2 separate regions of the Mus musculus genome follow, and region 2 is linked to region 1. The links are chromatin loops, found by intact Hi-C in ENCODE. Cell type or tissue: left cerebral cortex. All regions are shown on one strand. Links, peaks and the distances in the headings refer to the core of each region. The heading gives the core; the rest is flanking DNA. Region 1 holds the start of Adgrb3 (adhesion G protein-coupled receptor B3). Region 2 overlaps Col19a1 (collagen, type XIX, alpha 1).

What was found. A loop is a pair of places that touch in the nucleus more often than their neighbours do. Peaks named below come from ENCODE experiments on the same cell type or tissue, not always from the same donor. Only the 100,000 strongest peaks of a DNase experiment are listed, where the experiment ranks them.
Region 2: it touches region 1 in a loop (7-fold over the local background); 5 of 42 quality-filtered maps call a loop at or near these places.

Annotation. Positions count from the first base shown.
Region 1 is chr1:25,819,987-25,830,613 of GRCm38, forward strand. Adgrb3 (adhesion G protein-coupled receptor B3) reads right to left here and starts at 9,721. Exons shown (of 31, transcript NM_175642.4): 1 at 9,476-9,721; 2 at 6,018-6,789. The coding sequence starts at 6,774. It overlaps Gm9884 (predicted gene 9884), which reads left to right and starts at 10,444. Exons shown (of 2, transcript NR_169046.1): 1 at 10,444-10,627. In left cerebral cortex, for the core only: a CTCF peak has its summit at 6,988 (motif pointing left); DNase peaks (open chromatin) are centred at 4,239, 4,865, 5,538, 5,809 and 3 more places; H3K4me3 peaks cover 4,254 bases; H3K27ac peaks cover 3,730 bases.
Region 2 is chr1:24,361,697-24,372,323 of GRCm38, forward strand. The region is part of intron 16 of Col19a1 (collagen, type XIX, alpha 1); the gene reads right to left. Among named protein-coding and RNA genes, the nearest start is that of Gm26418, 180 kb to the right of the region's middle. In left cerebral cortex, for the core only: a CTCF peak has its summit at 6,034 (motif pointing right); DNase peaks (open chromatin) are centred at 3,217 and 6,065; H3K4me3 peaks cover 493 bases.

The sequences.
Region 1 (10,627 bases), core at 1-8,000:
AATAAGCATTACCAAGTCTTATGAATCTAGGAAGAAATAAATAATACAGAGTGAAATCAATTTATGTCAAAGGACAGATCCAATGATAGCTTCATGTTCTTTTGGATTCATAATCTGAGAGCCCAGAGCATGCTATTTTATAAAAGAGAAGTATGTTTGTGTGTGTGTGTATGTGTGTGTGTGTGTGTGTGTGTGTGTGTGTATGTGTGTGTGTGTGTGTGTGTGATTATTTGGGGGAGGTTCATGTGCTCATGCATATGATGGCCATCCTCAGATTTTACTCATCAAGCTAGCTACCATCTTTTATAATTTTCCACACAGCATCTCTCATTAGCATGCAGCTCACCAGGTAGGCTGGGGATCCTTTGATATCCACTTCCATGGTTCTTGATTTATGAAGCAGCCTACCAAAGCTGCCCTTGGATTAGGATTCTTTGAATAACTTCAGGTCTTCTATGACAACCATTTTACTGACTAAGCTATCTCCTAAGCCAGGAAAAAGTTTATTATTTTTAGTGACTCTAATTCTTGACTCAAGAGCCAGTTGGCTTCTCCAGGCAACACATACCAGGGTACCTCTAAAGGAAACTGTATTTCACAAAATAGCCATCTTGCAAAATGAATAACAATTGAGTCCCCTTAAACTCGGAAACAAGAGTAAATGAAAGGATTCATGGAGCCCAAAGGTTAGTGAAGCCAAGTGCCTACTTCTGATTGGAGGGTCTCTAAGGTTAGTAGATTATCTGTGGCACTCACAAAGACCAACTAAACCGCACACTGCCTGCCTCCTGTGAGCATCCATAACACCCAGGCACACTTCACCTGAGTTTCAAGTCTCTTAATAAGATGAAGCAATTACTGACAAAATCACATTGCTAGAGTTTTTGTTTGTAAGCATTGCATATGCGAAGTTTTTCCTATATGAACAAATGTCTAAAATTGAAAAAAGGGGAGAAAAAAAAATCAACATTTTGTTTGACTAGGCCTTCACTTTTGGTAATATTCTGCCACTACAAATATGTATAGTTGCTAGCCAAAAGTTACTACACAAAAGCAAACAGGCTTTTTGCATGAGCTTGGAAGGATTTGGGAAATATTCGGACTGCACAGGGGGTAGAAGAGAAAAACATGGAGATGTGAGCAGAGAAAAGTACCAAGTTCATTATCATTATCATCATCATCATCATCATGGTCACTTTCTAGACCAGTGTCTCTCAACATTCCTAATACTGAAAACTTCAATATGATTTCCCATGTTGTAGTGACCCCCAACCGTAAAACTACTTTTGTTGCTACATCATAACCGTAATTTTGCTATTGTTATGAATTGTAATATAAATATCTGTGTTTTTGGGTGGTCTTTGAAGAATCATGTGATAGGGTCATTAACCCCTCAAACCACTGTTCTAGATGGTCATATTTATCAAGTTGCATGTATACGCTGTATCTTCTTATGAAGAAGGTACATTCATATTTCCAAAAAATATGGTGAAATAATACTAAACACCTATACTCTTGATGTTTTCTTTTTTCAGAACATTATTAGAGCACATCGGAGATAGGTCTCTGACATCAACAGTGCATTAATAAAATTGGAAACCTTTCAGATGGTATGTACCTTCTCCCAGAAGGGAGAGTAAGCTGTGTCTGTTTCCCCAGGCGATCCACCAATTGTCTTTAGACTACAATCAATACATTAATATATTTCCTTTTTAGAAATTTATACTTTTATTCTCTTAATGTTCATTTCAACCCGTAGTCAACTGAAATCCTGTTAAGATTGGGCTACAATGTCAAAATTCCAGACCATTTATTTAACCCAAAATCTGGAAGAGAAGAAGGAAATATGGATGGAGAAATCAGTGTTTTCAAGGAGCTGCAGAAAACAGCAAGAGACACAGCAAATCTCATTGCCTGTTTCCTCAAGGAAAAATGAATGTGCCATATCACCTCATGACGAAGATGCAATGAGAGCACTTAGGTTCACAAGGGAGTCAAGAGCCAAGGGGAATAAGAAGGAAGAAATAATGCAACAGCAAAAAGAGCAGGAGAAGAAATATTTAGAATGCCAGAAATGAAAATCCCTCAAGATTATAAGTATACACATGTGTGCGCGCACACACACACACACACACACTATCACCTAGAGTTTACACAGTCACACAGTGAATCTTTCCTTGGGAGCCAGAGTATTCAGGATTAGCATACCAGGCTTGAAAGACAAATGAGTGAGTGTGTACACATTTCCTGGAATCTATACAGGGATCCTGATTTCCCTTCACATAAGGAGAGCCATTGATATTAGCAGCATACAAAGGTTCCTTTAAGAATCAGTATAGGACTTGGACATTCTGCTCTGAAATTCTTCTGCCCAAACTGTTTCAATACTGTCAGTATAAATGACTCAGTATAAAAGTATGCCAGTATAAAAGAGCTCATGCTAAAATGCCCATTCTAACTATATAGTCCAGGGTCATTTTCACTAACAAAGAATGTTACTGAAAATGTAAAACAATGTGAAAATGATTTTCCAAGAACTACTGCTCTGTTCCCAAAATTCCATTGAAAAATTAGGTGAATACCACTGTTAAGTGTCATTAAATATGTATGTATGTATGTATGTATGTATGTATGTATGTGTATATATATATACATACATATATATGTGTGTGTACATATGTCTTTATATATTTATATTTATTTATATACTATATAATTAAATATCTAAGTTATAGTCATTCATTTAAATATATGTATTTAAATATATTTTATACATGGGTAAATATATATATATATATATGTATAAATGCATGTGTGTCCATGATATATATACAAAAGCAAATATTATACAAACTCTCAAATTATTGTGTTTAAGAGTCACTCTTTAAAATTAGTTTTTATGATTTAAAAATAAATAAATAAATAAATAAAGAAAGAAATAAATAAACCAAGATGAATGACAGGCAACTTTCTGTGAGCAGATGTCACCCCCAACTCTGTCAGAGACAACTTTAATAAGAAGGCTCTTTCTTAAATACACTCAGGCGAGATTTGCTAATGGAGCACATTGCTTGGCTTCATAGTCTGTAAACGCTGATATCACTAGAAAGAGCCATGATTTTTCCATGTTAATGAGGAACATTTTAGTATAAATCATCTCTTGGAGTAGACTTCCACTGTAGAGAACCTACTCTTTGTGCTAACTCTGTGTTTGTAACTACCGTGGGCACATGTAGGATAGTCAGCATTTGGAACACCTTTGTCACAAACATCAGTACCATACAAAACCATCTGCAGTCTTGTCTACTAAACTGGAAGAGTCTGCTGACAAATCCCTGTCATTTCTGTGACATAATCCAGGTAGCCCTGCTCAAGAGAATGCTTAGTCACTCCCTACACAGTGAATGAATGGAATGGAAGTTCAAAACTGCTGTGGCGTTGTATTAATTCTCTCTACATCTCCATCAGAGTTGAAGAGTTTTCCATAGAAAATATGATCATCAAATTATACAAATGCAGGTGAAAATTTTAATCTTCATTATTATGAAATAGAATCAGAAGTAATGGCATAAAATGAAGAACCCCTGACGTCAATGTAAGCAGCAATTCAGTATATAATTATTAACCTCATCATTCTTAACATAATATTTTGTGTGAAATATAAAATATTTAAGATTTAATATACTTTGCAAAATGGTACAAAATTAAGAGTCTACATTTTCACATTCTTTTCCACCTATGCATCCTAAACAAAAAGATCTTCTTTGAATGAGATAAGGAAGGATATCATACATATTTTATGAGAATTACTTAAAAATGCACTACCTACAACCTGTCAGGAGGAACTACATTTTCTCGCCTTTCTAACTCACTCCAGCATCTAGACTATTAAAAAGCCCAAATTCAGACAACAAAGAATATAGCTGTGTGATTTTATTGATACAGAATGAAAATCTTCCCTACTATGTAAACTTAGGAGTTTGGCTCCCTTAACATTATAACATTTCAAGATGAGCATGTATTTGCCTACGCAAGACTTTCCTTCTCATTTTTACAGCTGATTAACAACAAGAAATATGTCTTTTGCCGAATGCTTTACAAATACAATGCCTACAACCCACGCATGTGCAAATCAAATGTGCGTCTCAGGCAGCTTCTATGCATCCCATGCTCGCCACCAGCAAACATCCCTGAAAAGCACGCATGATGAGCTCACAACTTCCCGCCTGTCACTTGCCTTTGAATCGGGGCTGCAAAACTAGATCTGATCTACTTTTTGATCTGATCAGGAGTCAGGTTGATTATCAAATTGGAACCACTGGAGAAATACATTTACAATCGTCCTTTAGAGGACGAAAAAGCTGAGCTTCTGATGGTAACGTCTTCTATTTTTTTTTTTTCTCCAGCCAGCTTGTGGCATCACAGTTTCCGTGTGTATTGTAGTTCTTATTCCAGGGGACACTAATGAGTTTTAAATGGTGTTAAATACCATCCCTGCAGTTGTAAGTGCTTCACTGGGATTTTTACTAGAGAAAAGAACTCCTGTAATTTAAAACTACTTTGTTTTCTTCAGTCACAGCTGTTGGTGAAAACACTGACCTGTGGAGGCTTCAGCCTCTTCCTGGCTGCCATTGCCCTCCACTTATTCTGTAACTTTTTTTCCCCTGGTGGTATTGCTCTTCCATACTTCCCATCCCCCTAATTTCAGCCAGCAGAGAAACAGCATTAAGCTGTCGAGGCTCCTCTGCCCATCCCCACCCCCTTTCCTCTTGCTGGCTCCACTTTCCTACAAAGCCTTGGCTACCATTAAAGAAAATTCTCCAACAACGTGTCAATTTTATATTGGCCACAAAGGCAACTTCTGTTGGGGGAGGGAGAGGAAAGAGGGACTGGAGCTTGGCTGTCCCTTTTCACAGACTGGGATCTTTGTGGAGATCAGAAAACATTTCCTGCATAAGAAATCAACACACTCTCCGGTTGCGGGGCTAGGGGACAAGCAAGAATATGTACTGGCTCTGTCCTCTAACAAATGGAGCATAGCTATTAACCTCCCAAGCAAAAGTCATTTTTCTCAAAATGTGCCATGCTTTCTTGCATGATTAAAAATATTCCACAATCTCAAATCTCCTGCTAGCTCCCTCTCTGAGGATGGGAAAAATCTAAGTCACTGATAGTTGGGAGTCTTCCTTTGCATTTCCATTGTACTGCTTTTTTCCCCCAATTATCTCATTTCTGAGACATCCCCCCCCCAGCACTCCCCCCCCCCCGCATGTTATCAGCAAAGGGAAAAGAAAGCAGCAAGGAAAGACTTGCAGGAGGGAACTCATAAAATGTGGATGCGCTTTTACTTCCCACCAAGCCCTCCCTTCTGCTGGTGACTTCAGAGGCAGAAAAGCCAGGGACTCTGGCTTCCAACCTCTTTTTCTTAGCCAGCCAAGGAGTGTGCACGGGGATTTACTGTACAAAATACTCTACACAAAAGTAAAGACCTGGGAGAAATTGGTCTCTCATAACTGCAGTGACAGGCAGTCACTGAGTCTATAAAGGGTTTCTGTTGTGTGCTTCCTGGAGTCAGGAAGAGAGAGGATAAGGCCCAGGAGAAAGAAAGAGGAAAGCATTTTCTGAACGTGGTCAGAAAGAAGTCTGCCTTTCCACTTTACATTTGGATCATATGTAGATTTCCTGACCTGGAGCCTGAATAAAAGCACACTTTTTCCTCCTTACCAACCCCCAACACAACTGAGGTCTCATTTCTATCTCTCTCTTCCCTTGAATACTCTACCCATACTTCTGTAGCACATTGCTAAGCAACCCATCTCCTCTGCTTGCCTCTAAAGTCATGAAGGCTGAAGCTCACTTTAGAGCCATGCAACAGAGAAGACCACATATTCAAGTCACTTCAAAGTTGACAGGATAAAGGAGCAAAGAGTAGGCTGAAGTAGTGAACCAGAAAGGGTTACTTCCATGCAAACCCTCCCCAGCCCCAGCCCCCACTCCCCCTGCCTCTGAGCACTTACCTTCTTTGGGTGGTCTCTTGGCCTCCCTGGTCAGATTGCAGACTTGAGTAGTTTGCAGCTCCTGAGTCAGGCAACCCTCCGTCTGCTCATTCAGGGGTAACACGACGTTATTTAACAGAACCAGGGACTGGTCATCTATTCCCCACTCTCCCAAGTGCTGGGGGCACGTGCATTTTGTGTACATAATTCCACAAGACTCGGTTCTCCCATTTTCGGATTTTAAGCAGCTTTCCAACCAAGTGCATAAGACATGGCAACCAAACTGGCTCGGGCTCACCTTGTTCAGTACCAAAAACTCAAAAAAAGATTTCTGATCCTCTTCGACTTTTTTCTGTAATCCTGGGAAATCAGTTGGAAATACCCGGCGTATCTGAATGAAATTTTTATCGTACTGTAGAAAAACAAAAGCATTCTTGGAACTGCAAAGTTGCATTATGGAATGGTTCTTTCTCAAAAGATCCTTTATTTTTTCATGGGAAAAATGATCAAACTGATAAGCCAGAAGGGAAAAGTTAGAGCAGCTAAGGTCCTTTTTGGAAAATTTCAGGTAAATGCTATATTTGGTTGGATCTGGATTTTCCAGTGTCCAGGTGCAGTTTGTAAAGTTTTTGGGAAACATTTCACTTACAGAATAGGATCCATAAATGACTCCCTTCACCAAAGTGGAACACCAGAAGTCTTGGGCAGCATTAAATCCAAACATAACCAGGAGATAGGTGGAAAATATATAAATCAGCAGGTTACGAACAGCCTTCATCCTATGTCATTTGGCCTGTAAGAATGGCAAAGGAAGTGAGACGCAAGCAGACGACCACAGGCATTGAAAAAACAAAACCCTTTCAATATTTCTGCCAGCTGTTTTCAAGAATTCCGTTTTTAAAAAAAAAGCCCTTTTTAAAAAAGAAGGGCAGGTGATTTTTATTTTATAACGCCAGGAAATTATCAGTTGCTGTGTGAAGAGCGCCCTCACGTGGTTGGTAGTGATGGACAAGTTCTCACCGTTCAATTTAAAAATAACATTTAATAGATTATTAATAGTTATGTCCTAATTCATCCACCAGGATTTCCTGCACATCCATTATCATTCTATCAAGTGAAGTGGGAAAGCATGGTGTTTTGTTCTGTTTTGTTTTGGAGTAGCAATAACCTGCATGTTAATTGCTGAGGTACTGACTTAAACTCCAGAACCTTCCCTCTCCCTCAGTCTTCTGCCTGCAGTAAACAGCAACACACGAAATCTAACCTGATAATCTGGAAGCAGCTGTCATCGCATTATTCCTTTCCTGTGGACTGTGAGAAGTAATCGTGGTAAATTACAGCCACAGCTTTAAAAGCAAAGACGATCATTCCTTCCAGATGGAATATCATCTCCCCAATGCCCCTACTTGCCTTTGCAGGGGCCACTGTGTGAACTGGTGAGACATTCCTGTGCAAAAAAAAAAAACCACTTGGGAATTCGTGGGGACGCGTCAGATTTTGAAGGAATCATCTGGGAGAGGGCATAGATGGGTAGATGGACCGGAAAGACCTGATGCTCGGCATCACCACTAAGTGTGAGATTCCAGGCAGTCATTTCATAGGCCGTGCCCTCCTGGGATGCATAAAGTGGATCGCTGTATTAGTATCTGTATCCAAAGGCAGTGTTGGGGGTGGGGGACCCCAGAACTGCAGCCACTGAGCTTGCCTAGGCTATGTTTCTCCAAATTATGGTGGTTTTAGTAAGAGTCATAGCTTATAAATTGGGATTTACACATAGTGCATGAAAAATCCTAGCATTGTGTTTGCTCCCTGGCCGACTTCAGTGGCCGAATTCCTGCCTTTCTAACAAGTGTTCCAGGTTGTTCTTCTTACATTGATTTTTGCCCCAGCTTTGCACAACCAAAGCATCCTTGATTATATTTACCTCTATAACTTATTAATCCCAATATAACTTAATTTTTTTCATCTTTAACCTTTAGAAAGTTATTCCTCAGAATGAATGACAATGCTTTTTGTTTTTGTTGTTGCTGTTCAGCCCTTAAGCTGATAAAAGTGATATCAAGTTCATTTTAAAAGGCTTTAAACTGAAGTCTCCTCCACCATTCTATACACAGAGACAGACAGACAGACAGACATAGAGACTGTTAAGAGTTTTCATGCCTTCTCTGTCTGGTCTTTGAACTAAAGCATACAACCTTCTTCTTTGCCATTGCATAACACAGCAACACATGCACTCCCAATCCAGTGACCAAAGTCCCTGAACAGATCTGCATTTCACAGAGTATGATTCAAACACTATGTCTTGACAGAGGCCAAAACAGCCCCAACTGTAAATCTCTACACAACAGCAGTTTAAAATAAACCCAGAGCTGATAGGACTATCAGAATAGCGTTTTCTCTTCCAAACACACAGCTCACTGAGTAATGCCTTTTCCAGTTGAAAATAAGTAAATAAATAAATAAATAAAGGTAATGATATTTTAGAGGTTACGTGTGTTTAAAAAAAATGGGAACAGTCTCGTGTGTGTGTGTGTGTGTGTGTGTGTGTGTGTGCACGCTGTAGCACTTTGCAGGCAATGCAGGTCTGCGCAGTGTTCTTCAGGATAGAGTGTAGGCGTTGAAAGCCGATGTGACAGTAAGTGTCTAAATTAGGAATTCCAACCATGAAAGGGGGCTTCATTTTATAATCAGGAACTCAAAAGGAGGTCGTATTTCTTTTCCTTATTAAAAAAAAAATCGGTATTTCTGCTTCCATTTATTTGGCAGTGGATGTCTGCAATAGTGTGCTTATCAGTGATTAGAAGAGAAGGGAAGAGCTGATTTCACATCTCTCTTCCACCCTTCATGTAACGCTCTTTATTTTTAACCATTCTTGGGGTACGAAGTCTTGTTTGTTTCTATATAATAAGAAATATGAATCATTGAACTGCCCCCACCCCCACTGCAGGCCCTGTTCAAACAACCGTATATCTGTCTAAGGAAAAATAAGGGCCAGAGGTTGCCTAAGGGATGGTCACTGAGGGCTCCAGAATGTTGTATTTATTTATTTATTTATTTGGCTCTTTCTGAGAGGCAAACCAGCACTGAGTTTAGCTATTCTCAAACTGATCTTCTGGGTGACACTTTAGTTTAGCCGAACATAGACGGCGCCATCACTCCACTGATTTTTTCCCCCAACAGAAGACCCAATCCTACTCTATCCTAACTTCCTTTTAACCTACCCCCCTCCGCCCCCGCTAAAATTACCTCAATCACGCACGAGTTGCTAGATTTTCTGGGTCTCTCTCCCTATTCCTTCCCATCCAGCACACCTCTTCAAAAACAGACTTCTCTTAACTTTTCAACTGCGGCGTTTTAGTAAGCTCAGAATCTTGCCATCCGCCAGCAACAGCCTTGACTTCCATCCCCCCAAACTGAGCCCAAGTCTCTCCGGGCGACCCCCCAGAAGACAGAGGTGACCCTTAGGCCCCTTTCCTTACCTTCCACTCCGAAAGCTCCGGGAGGCTCTTGATCTAAGACACCAGAACAGGCACACGTCCCAACAACAGTGATGGAGAGACTCCCCTTCGGTCCCAATCACCGTTGCCCATTTTTCCCCCCGGTTCAGCTTCAAATATTAAGATTTATGATTGGAAAAAAAATAATGCATGCAAACGAAAGGCAGAGGGAAAAAAAGGAAAAAAAAATAATAGGGGGGGGGGCGGTGGTATCCAGCGGCCAGAGCCTTGCGCCTTATCCAAGTGAATGAAGCCTTCAAAGGAGAGGCGGGGAGAGGCCCCCTGAAGGGAGACTCCACAGAAACACCAAACAGAAAAATGGAAGTGGATAAAGAGCGCAGATGTGTTTTCCCAAACCCACCCCCCCGCAACAAACGGATTGGCCAAGAAGCCAAAAAAGCGCTGAGAAGTGGCCGGCGGCGCTGGCTGGGGCGGCGTGTTGGGCGGTGGGCTGGTGGCAGGAGTGCTCCCGGCCGGTGGCGAGGCTGGAGCAGGAGCCGTTTGCTTGCTTGGTGCGCCCTCCTCCCCGGCCCTCCTCCCTGCCAGGTACTGATGGACGGAGCGCGGCTGAGGAGCTGGGGGTAAAATCCTGGGCTGGCGACGTCGGGAAGCTGTTTGAATGCCGGGCGAGGAGGGAGGCGCGCGAGGGCACGAGATAGTAAAGCTGTGTGGCGGGCGTGCGCGCCGGCGCGCGGCGCTCGCTCTCCCCGGGCTGCGCGCGAAGGGGGCCCGCGCGTTCCTCGGCGCGCACCCGCCGCTGGGCAACCCTCCCGCGCGCGTGCTCGTGGGTGCGCGCGTCCCCGGCGGAGCGCTGCGCCCGGACCAGAGTCCGGCCTCCCCCGCGGCGGGCGAGCTGGCGGGCGGGCGAGCGGGCGAGCGGGCGAGCGGGCGGGAGGGAGGACGGGCGCGGGAGCGAGGCGGGCGGGCGGGCGGGCGGGCGCGGGCTCCTCGGGGCTCTAGCCGAGCCCGCGCCCTGCTACTCAAACCCAAACACGTCTGGAAAACCGATCTTTTCTGCGCCTGGGAGGTTTTCGCATCCTCAGTTCCCACCGCTGAGGCTGGTCGCCACCAAGTGTAGGAGAAAGTCCCCAGGAGGAGAGGCAGGGGGGCGCGGAGACGGGAAGGCGACATGGA
Region 2 (10,627 bases), core at 1,835-9,834, 1.5 Mb before region 1:
CTCGATGATGCTCACAATCTCTAGTAGTGTTATTCATTGTGCTCACTACTGTGACCCATGATGTTCAGTTCTGCGACCCACCATTGAAGGGCAAGTGCGACCTGGGAATGGGCCTAAAAGAAGAGTGAGGTAGAGAAGAATCCAAACCCTGAAAAATCTCATCTTGAGACCGGCAGAAATAAGGATCGCTCCTTTCCTACTCTCGGCCTGCATGACCTCCTTGAGAATGTCATGCAGCCTTTTCACCAAATTACAGGTTTAAGCTCGCAGAATTTACCTCTTCACACGCGGAAGAAGGAAGAAGCCGAATTCGGAACCACACACCATCTTCAGCACTGTAACTCACAATCTTCACTATGACCCACGATATTCAGTATTGTGACCCACCATCTTCAGTTCTGTGACCCATGATGTCCACAATGTGACCAACAATGTTCAGTACTGTGGCCCCTCATGTTCTCTCGTCTCTGCTGGTGGCATATACCCGCACCATATCTGTAAAGGTCTATAGCTCTTGGGGGTCTTGGTCTGGGATATTGCCAGTGCCCCTGGTTCTGAGATTCCAAAGCTGTGTGGTTAACAGGTGAGGGATTGCTGGATAAGCAGCTTCTAGAACTTGAATGAGAATTTTTTCCCCATCTGCCACTTTGGAGATTTTTCAAACTCATTCCTCTGTGTATTCTAGGAAAGTGCTCGCTTGCGCTGGGCTTGTCTGCTTCTGGCCTGAATACTGAGCTGTGTAATTGAGGGAACTCAAGCATAGGCAGTTCATGGTTGTGTGAATAAGCAAACTACTCGCTATGTGACCTGATTGTTTTCCAAAATTACCCAGTCCCTGGTTTCACTTGTCGTTTTGGAGCGGCAGTGGGAGGATGGGGCTGTGACAGTGAACGCGTTCAATGGGTGTAATTAATCCATTTCGTGAAAACAGATTTTCTAAATTATGCTATGACTTGCAAACATTTTTAACCCTTTACAGCCCAAGGCAAGAAAGCAGCATTTTGGAAGGTGCACGTTTCCCCCCAGAGATCAATCTGATTCCTCTAAGCCTAGTTGTATTATCGATACAGCAGTACTTGTTGACTGACACCCACGGCATGGACGTTAGGAAGGATGAATGAGTCCTTCCGCTAATACCGCCATTCTGCTTACCCATCCACAAAGTGTTCCCTCCTCATCTATCTGCAGTAGGTCCCGAAAAAAAGGGAACAAACAAATAAACAAACAAACACCCAAACCATTATTTGTCAGATCCCTAAGATAGAAGGAACAGCAGGAATCTTTCAAGTCTTTGCCACCCCTGGAAGCAACATCAATGATCCAGTGCAAGACGATAAAAACCAGGGGACATGAAAGCCAGCAAGCCTCCGGGTGTGTGAAGATAACCATCTGTGTCCAGTGACGTCTTCAAAAGATCACCAACAGAAGCCTCACCGTGGGAACATCTGTACCTCCATCTTGTCTGGCCCCCAAAACCTCTCCATATACCACCAAAGAAGGAATAAAGTCGGCTCCCAGAGGTCTCAGAGGCAGCGTCTACCTATCAGCGCTCTGTGCTACCATTTACTGTAATTAAGTGATAACATTCACTCCCTTTGAAAACATTGGGAAAATAACAAGGCTTCCTGCGCAGAGAAATGCAATTCTAAGGTACACTACTGAGGCTCAAGATAACCGGCTTGATGCTGGCGGTTCTTACACAGCCAAGGAATACAGAGGCGACCAGCATGTGCTAAATTTGAATCGCTGGGGACATTGTGGACTGATGTAGACAATGGGAACCTGCAGGTTTTATATGTAGGGAGATCGAGTCTCTAGTTCCCCCTCAAGTGTGATACCGTTTTCTCTCATTTCCATATTGTTCTAATGATTAGTCTGCAAATGACAACTGTGACACAACTGAACCTCGATGTGACATAAAAGTGTACTCGGGGTAGTTCTGTGGGACAGAACCGGAGGATGGTTGCTTATTTACTTAGCTCCAACGCACAAAGGGGTTCTGGAAGAGAGAACACTGGTGACCTTGAGATTAAAGACACGATTAGTGACAGTGACCTTTAGCAAGTCTGTAGAGTGGGTTTCCTGTTTGCAAAATTCTTTAAGGATTCTAAATGGTACATAAAATAAAATGATAAAGCCTTATGAATTTGGAGGTGGAGGGTTATGGGCTCCCATCCCTGACTTAGTTGACGGATATGAAGAAATTAGGGGTGTAGCCTTTTGTAGGTTCATATGCCAGTGGATGGTCCAACACCCTTGAGTATATGGATAGTACAAAGTATACTTGGATAATTTAAAACAGGAAACACTTATTTGGGAGGTGGCTGGGGATAGGAAGGAGTGAGGAGCAGGAGTCAGAGTTGAATTGATCAAAATACATGAGTTCTGGAAGAAGTAATAAAACATCATATTAAAATGTCTCAGGAAGCGACAACATAATATTGTAATCAAATATTAACCATCCACCATATTCGCTAGATATTTGTCTCATTTAACAAAATTAGTAGACACATCAGAAATTGCTTCATATCTTATTTTCTATAGATTTTCTTCAATTTCAACGCCCCCAAGACACTACTATCTTCACTCACAAAATGCCTCTTGGTCTTTCTTTCTGCTAAACGAAACCATAGTTGTCATGCAGACAAAAACTGATGTCATAGGGTAGAGCTGAATCTGATTGCTGGAGTCTTTCCTAGAGTCTTGCTAAAATCGAGATCATATTTTCTTGCTGATATATATATTTGTACACACACACACCTGTAAAACTAAATAGCCATTTGATTTGGCATCCCTTTTGGAGCTATTGAGCCAAATGTGAACTTTAAAATTATTTCAGAAACTAGTTTCGTTTTCGAACATAAAAGGTTCAAATAAATCTGATTGGATTTTGCTTCCTCAGACTGTAACATTTACCCAACATCATGGAATCATGATAAATTCACACACTGGCCCAACTAATTATGTTTAGTCCCAAATGAACCAAGGATTTCAAAAAGCTGCCTCACTGTTATTAGAAAGAACATAGGCCAGTCCAAAGAGCTACTATGATATGAGATGGAGATGCAGTCGGTAGCAGATGAAGACGAGACCTTTTCCACCATTATTTGGCTATAACCAGAAAAGGTTTAGCAGTGAGAAAAGTGTTAGTAACGTCCCACTACTACTGCTGCTCATATGGAGGAAAGGAAGCAAGAACTCGGATCGGAGTGTGGGTGTTTGAATTCTCAGTCTGATCCCAGCTGTTTCACACGCGTGCCTGCTTACTCCGTGGCCTCAAGGTGACACTGGAATTTTAGCAATGTTGACAACAGCTGTTTTGTCTGGAACCATGACCCCAATAATGCACAAGTGGCAGTAAAAATAATTCATGGATCATCTCTCTCTCTCTCCCCCCTCCCTCTCCTCCTCCCTCTCTCCCCTTGCATACTATGTGAATGTGTTTTTAAATTCATGGATGTCATCATATTTTTCAATCAGAGATGAAACTGCTATCCCATTGGCTCAAATAGATGGTTAGGTTTATTTTCTTTTTGATATTGTCATTAGAGTGTGTGGCCTCTAGTCAGTTGGTACAGAGGCAGAGGGTCACTGATGAAATGAACATTTGGAAGGGCATTGATGAGTTCAAGGCTTGCAAGTGAATCAGGTTCTTATTGAAACATCATGAGCCTCAAAATGCACACAGTTATACATATGATATTTTAATAGGGAATGATGTTGCAGTGAAATGTCTTGTCACCTACCTCATTCAGCAGCCCAAGTGTATTTTAGGGTGTCAGGTTGCTTTGAGAGGTAGTCAGGCTTTGTATTGCATACAGTGGCATCTTACTTTTGCTCTTTGTAACAGAGCGAGAGATGGAGACATACAAGAGAAGGACTGGAATAGACTAGGGGGGTCAAATGCAGTAGTTCTGAGTTTCTGTGATGCTTTGAGGGTGGTCATTTGCCTGTTATGACTGCCATCTGACTTAACCTGTAGCCTATTAGCAGGAAAACATCAGGGTTGGAGGTAGGGGAAAAAGACTGAATTATATGTGAGAGGATTTCCATCTTCAATGAAAAAAATGTACTTTGTGTTCACAGCATGGTTGAAATTGAGCAGTCAACAATCAATCAAAGCTTTTTTTCCCCTCCCTCTTGGCAAACAAGTCTACAGTCTTGCCTAATTAAAGACTAAAAATGATAGACTAAAAAGAAATCATCTTCATAATAATTATTTGAATCATTTCATCACATTAAAACAACCAATCACCAGCACCAACAAAATCAACCAGAAAGCTAATTACTGCAGACACACACACGCACACACGCACACACACACACACACACACATGCACACGCACACACACACGCACACGCACACGCACACATGAGATTTAACAGAAGGAAACAGTGACCACTCAAGTCCCAAGTTCTCTCATTTTCACCTGCCGACTCTCACTCTTACAAGGCCTTACGTGATAAAGGCTCCCACCCCAAGCCTTTTCGAAAACCACATTTTCAGTTCTGTTATATTTATTGAACATATCCAGCTTTCTGGTTGGGAAGTTCTTGTCTATTGACATCCTATGGCTAATTCCTTCTTAAATCATGTTATTGACCAGGGAGATACTTCCTCAGGCTACCTTGACCAGAAGAACACCTCTGAGATTTCTTATTCCATTAATCACTCCATTCCCATAGAGATCTTCACATTACACTGAAATTGTTTTGTCTCTAATGTTTATTAACTCGTGCTATATGCTTCCTTCCCTACAATAGAGTGTAAAGACTGAGACAGAGACTTCTGCAGTTTGCTACTTTGTTTCTTGAATCATTGTATATACATTGTTTAAGGTAGTGGTTAGAAGATAATAGCACTAATCCCTCTTTACCTGCAGAGAATAAACCCGAGAAACGTAGCCCATGCTAAGCAACCATTAAGGTCAGGGAAATTATAATTTAACATTTGTTCCATTTAAACTAAATGTTTAACTAAATGTCCCCTATTAAGCTAAGTGTTCACCTTGTATACATGTTTTGGAAGTTTGAACTACAAAGTGGAACAAGCAGTATTTGTTTCTTTTTATGATCTCACAAATAGAAGATTTGTTTTTACTGTAAATCCTAGAAATCTCAGCATACAATTTTCCCTTAAGTTGACAACTTTCACCTTTCTCATTTAAAGGAAACACTTTACCACTTCTCTTTGTCATTTTAGCAGCAACCTCACTACCATTGAAATTGAGGCCGTAGTTAAGTAAAGAGAGTGTTGTTGTAATACCACTTTGTGATACTATGGTGGTCAATCTGATAACGCAATGACTCCTGGGTAGGTGCTATATGGAAACTGGATCCAGGGGGTAAGGAGGTGATTTTTCAGCCCCCAGGAAGGCAGAATGAGACAGTGTGAGATTTCACTAAACATGGAGGTATAGCTGAAAACTTGTAAATATTTTATTTCTGGAATTTGCTTCACATTTCTGGGCGATGGTTGAAGGAAGGTTACCGAAACCACGGAGAATGAAGTCACAGCTAAGAGACTACAGTTGAAAATGAGTTAAAAATTGCACCCTAAATTTTCTCATGTAATTGCATCACCTGATGTTAAATCACTCACAGACTTTATCACTATAGGATGATTCTTTCTTTAAGGGTGAAAGAAATTATCTTACAGTGATGTTAAATTAAAGCATAAATAAAATGGACTTACATATTTAAGATCAGATTATTGACCTGGAAAATAGGCTTTTTTTGTAATGAGCTCCACAATGTTAATAGCTAACATCATCGTTTTACCATACATGGGCATCTAGAGAAGCCAGGGCTAGGGCTGAGTTTTCAACTTAAGAACATAAGAGGCTGATGTTAAAAGCTATTGTGGATAGGATGGCGCTTATGTTTAAAGTAAAAGAAAAGCATAGAGTGCCACAAATCATGAAAATAAGATTCGAAAACTGTATTCACTGATAATTAAAACCCAAACGTGTAAAAACAATGTCCATATCTGCACTCTGAGAAGCATCTTTGCCTAGAAAATTTCCAGTGGAAACAGTAGAGGGCGCTGCTGGCCCACGTTACATATTTCTCGAAAAGAAAAAAAATTTTTTTCAAACTCAATTGCTCTGCACTCAAATGTGACATATTTGAGGCCACTGATGAATTCTCACACCACAATAATGAAACGGTACACAGAAACAATGCCAGAAAGAAAATAAAGATAGCTCAAACCCATTCCTGCAATAGAAAGAATGATAACACATTTTAGAGTTAACACGGCTTTTAATCAATGCTCCTTACAGAAATGATAAATGAGAAGCAGAGCTAACGTCACAGGGGTGGGCTGTTACATGCTTCCCTTAATGGCTCATTAACTTCTCTGGCTTTCCCTCCTACTCCAGCTTATTTTCACAGCTTTCCAATCTCTTTGAAGGAAACTAAGAACTCAAATTCTTACAAACTAAGGCTTTCTGAGCGGTCTGGCTTCCCAAGTTTCATTATAGTAACATAAGGTCAATATTTTCCATTGCATACGCAGATAAGATCACCAGAAAACTGTTTTGGAAAGATGTTTTTGTTGGAGTCTAAAGAACAGTGGGTGAGACTCAGAGGAGATCACAAGTAATAAAATACAGTGTCTCAGTCATAGGCAAACCAGCTCCGTAAGCCAGAACGCGACTGTAAAGCTAGGGGAGAAAAAAAATACCCTCGAGTCCCTCGTTTCGGCTGTAGCAGTGACTTGGAAATAATTTCTGTCTTTTCAAGAGTGAATTTACGTACAGAGAATAAGTACTCAAGACGCAGAGTGATCATTTAAGCAAGTCAAGGGTAGATATTGCATTTTTGTTGACTGCACAAAAATGGGAAACTCGAGAAGAGAAAGACCACGTGGATCCTATTGTAGTATAGGGCCATCTCTTCTACCTACATTGCAAATGGATGTTTACAACAATACTAACAGAGTTATGTAAATACAACAGAAAGTTCCTGTATATACATACATGGCAGCTGGTCCTCCTAGCCACTGTGGGAAGTGGGTGGGGCAAGCGCTATGATTTCATATTCACAGAGAGAGTAGAGTCACGTGCACGGTCCAGGAAGGGCTGCCCAGGAAGATGGCATCCCACATACCCTATGCTACTTTGCTTTCCTATGAGATGGGTGCCATGGATCCCCATAGAAAAGTCAAACTATGCTTGTATGTGGTCTTTAAAGTAAGGCCGTTTCGTATCAGATCACAGCCTGGAAGTCCTCAAGCACAATGAGTTTGGGACTCAGATCCGGAGTCTGAATTTGGGCTTCCCATCATATACTTCCATTCTTCCGGGAAAGTTGCGGGGTGTTTGTAAGGACCACTTACCCCGTGGCAAAAGGAGGGTAATTTCAGCTTCTTGAGGTAGTTCTGGGATTCCATAACACCCTGGAAATGGCTTCTAATACCGCGCTCGTGCTGTAATAAAGCTTTCTGGTTTTACTGCATTTCTTACTTTTTCTGTTGGACTTATTTCTTTGACGAGAGAGTTTAGAGTTCTTTTATTTTGTCTCTCTGAGAAACTGTTCTTGATTATAATCTTAGCACATCTCAAGGTATTACTCATTTCAGATCTCTCTGCTTACGGCCTCCTTCTGCTATTGTTTAATGAGCCCTTCAAATTTTATGCACTGGAAATGTAATCGCTAAATTCACGGTTAACAGTGTTTGGATGGGGGTGGCACTTTGAGGATGTAATTACTATCAGATGGGACCATGAGTGTGAGGTTCTCATGAGACAATCAGTGGCTTTTGTAAGAGGCAGGAGGGACTCCAGAAGCCTCCACTATACTACAGTTCAAGAACACTCTTGCCAGAGTGCTGGACTGTGCTCTCGGATTTTGCAGGCTCTAGGTCCACGACATGGTAAAAACCCAAACCCTTACCTACATCCTCTCCACCCAGCTAGGTGCCGCACATCATTTTCCAGTATCTCGGCTGATAAGTGTAGCCCATATGCCTCAGCATGGAGATTTTCTTTGCAACAGAGGGGGACCATTACAGAAAACCACCACTGATCAAAGCGTAGAGCTGTGAAGCCCAGTCCCATTGATACTCTACAGGTTACTCCCATAACTAAGTCTCAGGGATCATGGCTGAAAGAGGTTGGCAAGACTGCACGAGCCAGAGGAACACAGTCTGTCGGGAGGCTGTTTCTTTGAGAAATATCAGAAGCTACACCCATAAAGTCTCACCACACAACGGCTGAAGCACGAGGTAAACTAGAATAAACAGCAACAATAGACATCAACTTGGATAGGGAAAGATTGTAGGCCTCATCATAGAACATTATTAAGGGCCGACCAAAAAAAAAAAAAAAAGCCTTCTTTGGTGAAGAGCACACCAATTGGCTATCTAATACCAAAGGAAGTATCATTATAGAGACCAAGCAGATTATATTTAGGACTATATATGTATACTCATATGCATATATATCATATATATGTACATATGCATATATGTATATAACAATAAATTAATGGAAAGAAATGTAGGGCATTGGTCTGGTGTTACTTGTATTCAAATGCTAAATTGTATACCTCAAGATCCTGGTTGATCCAAAGTGAGCATATTCTTATGGATATCAGCTTGTGCTGTGTAAACTTTGTTCCCCAAGTTATTCCTGATTGGTTAAAAAATATGTCTACAGCCTGGGCAGGGCAGAGGAGAGGGGCAGAGGGAAGGTTTCCAGGCTTGGGGTCTCAGGCAGGGACCATGATGAGGGAGAGAGGAGGACGACAGGTGGGTGGATTGGAGCTCATGGCCATGAGAGCTTTCCTGTGGGAGTGGGAGTGGCCCAGGCAGAACATGGCAAGTGATATCTCAGGTGATATCACCACAGGAAAGTAGATAAAATAGCATAGAAGGTTGATATTTGCCCAGCTCTGACACTTTAAGGCTTATTATCAATCTAAAGGTTTTTGTGTCTTTTATTTGCAAACTCTACAGTCTAAGAGGGATAGCAGCCCTACAGACATTTAGAGACACAAAGGGGTGTAGCAACCTCCCTTCCCTCCCCTCCCCCCAAATAATAATTACCACAACAAAGAAAAGCCCGGAATTTGAAAGAGAGCAGGGAGGGGCCTCTGGGAGGGTTTGAAGGAAGGAGAGGGAAAATGATATATTAATCTAAAAAAGAAAATGACAAGTTGGCAAAGTCATTTAGGAAATTTGGAAGTATTTACCTCTGTATTGATAGGTCTGCTGTTTGACAGGAAAGTGTACAAAATCATTTTAAAATATATGTTCAACAGAAGGCAACCAACTGTAAATTACATGTATGAACGGCAAGTAAGTCTTCCCTGAAAAGATAAGATTTCCCTGATGATGAAATTGAAATGTGGTGAACTGATCTGTACTAATGGATACGACATTCAAGATACAGTGTCTCATAACTTAGTAACATTACTTCAACAGACTGAGTAAATACCCTGGTTAGTTATTATTGTCAACTAGACACAACCTAGAATCACCAGGCAATGGGGAACCTTAAATGAAGAATGGCCTCGCTTCTATTGGCCATGCTCATGCCTATGAGGGATTGTTTTGATTGGTGATTGACATGAGAGGGTCCAAGCCCACTGTGGGTGGCACCATCCCTAGGCAGGTGAGTCTGGACTGTATAAGAAAGCTAGCTGAGCAAGCCAGTGCTCGAGTCAGTGAGTAGCATGCCTCTATTGTTTCTGTTTGAGTTTGTACCCTGACTCTTCTTTGATTGTGACCTGGATGTATAAGCCAAATAAACTCTTTTCTCCCCAAGATGCCTTTAGTCAGAGTGACTTATCTCAGTAACAGAAAAGCAAATATGGGTAGTCAATATCTCCTAGGATTTTGTTCTCCGCCCCAGGATATTTAATTTTCTTAAAATGTTAGTTATTATGATTTTTGGATATAGTCCTTTCCAGGTACATAGATAGTCTCTTGCATGTACACATGCAGACACCCACCTACACACAAACATAAACACATATCTCACTAGCTGACTCTAAAGTTATAGAAAATTATTCATTTGAAATGACTTGTCTTTGGGTATAAAAATTTCTTAAGGAAGTGAGAAAATAAGTTTGTTCCCGGAACAAAGAACCTCAGGTCAAGGACGGACTAAGGCAGTTCAGTTACTTTGAGTTTTGAGTTGCCTTGGGTCCTCAAAGATGTTACCCCAGTCTCTACTCCTTTTGTCTGCATTGACATTCCACCAGAGAAACAATGCCTTTGACTGAGAGAGCACCTAAATCCCCAAGGGGAAGAATGGTCTCAGGAGGACACTGAATCAAGTACTCGGCCATCGAAGGCTTGCCCAGCGCTCCTGACGACTACCATTCCTAGGTTCTTTCTGAGAATCAAATTGACTAATGTATTTAAAAAACAAAACTGCACAAATATAATGTTACAAATGTCTCAGCTATTCATTCACTTGAGGGCTATATTGTTCAGTCACTGCCTCATAAGAGGTAAAGTTATTTCTTCTTTGTTTTTATTTTTATTTTTCTACCTTTGAAGTTGTCATAAGCCCTTCACATGCTTGCTTTGGGAATGGCGCAAGCTAAGCCACTGGGAAGATGCGCGTACCGTCACCATCTCAAACCTCAACCAGAAGATTTTAGTGCCCGACCA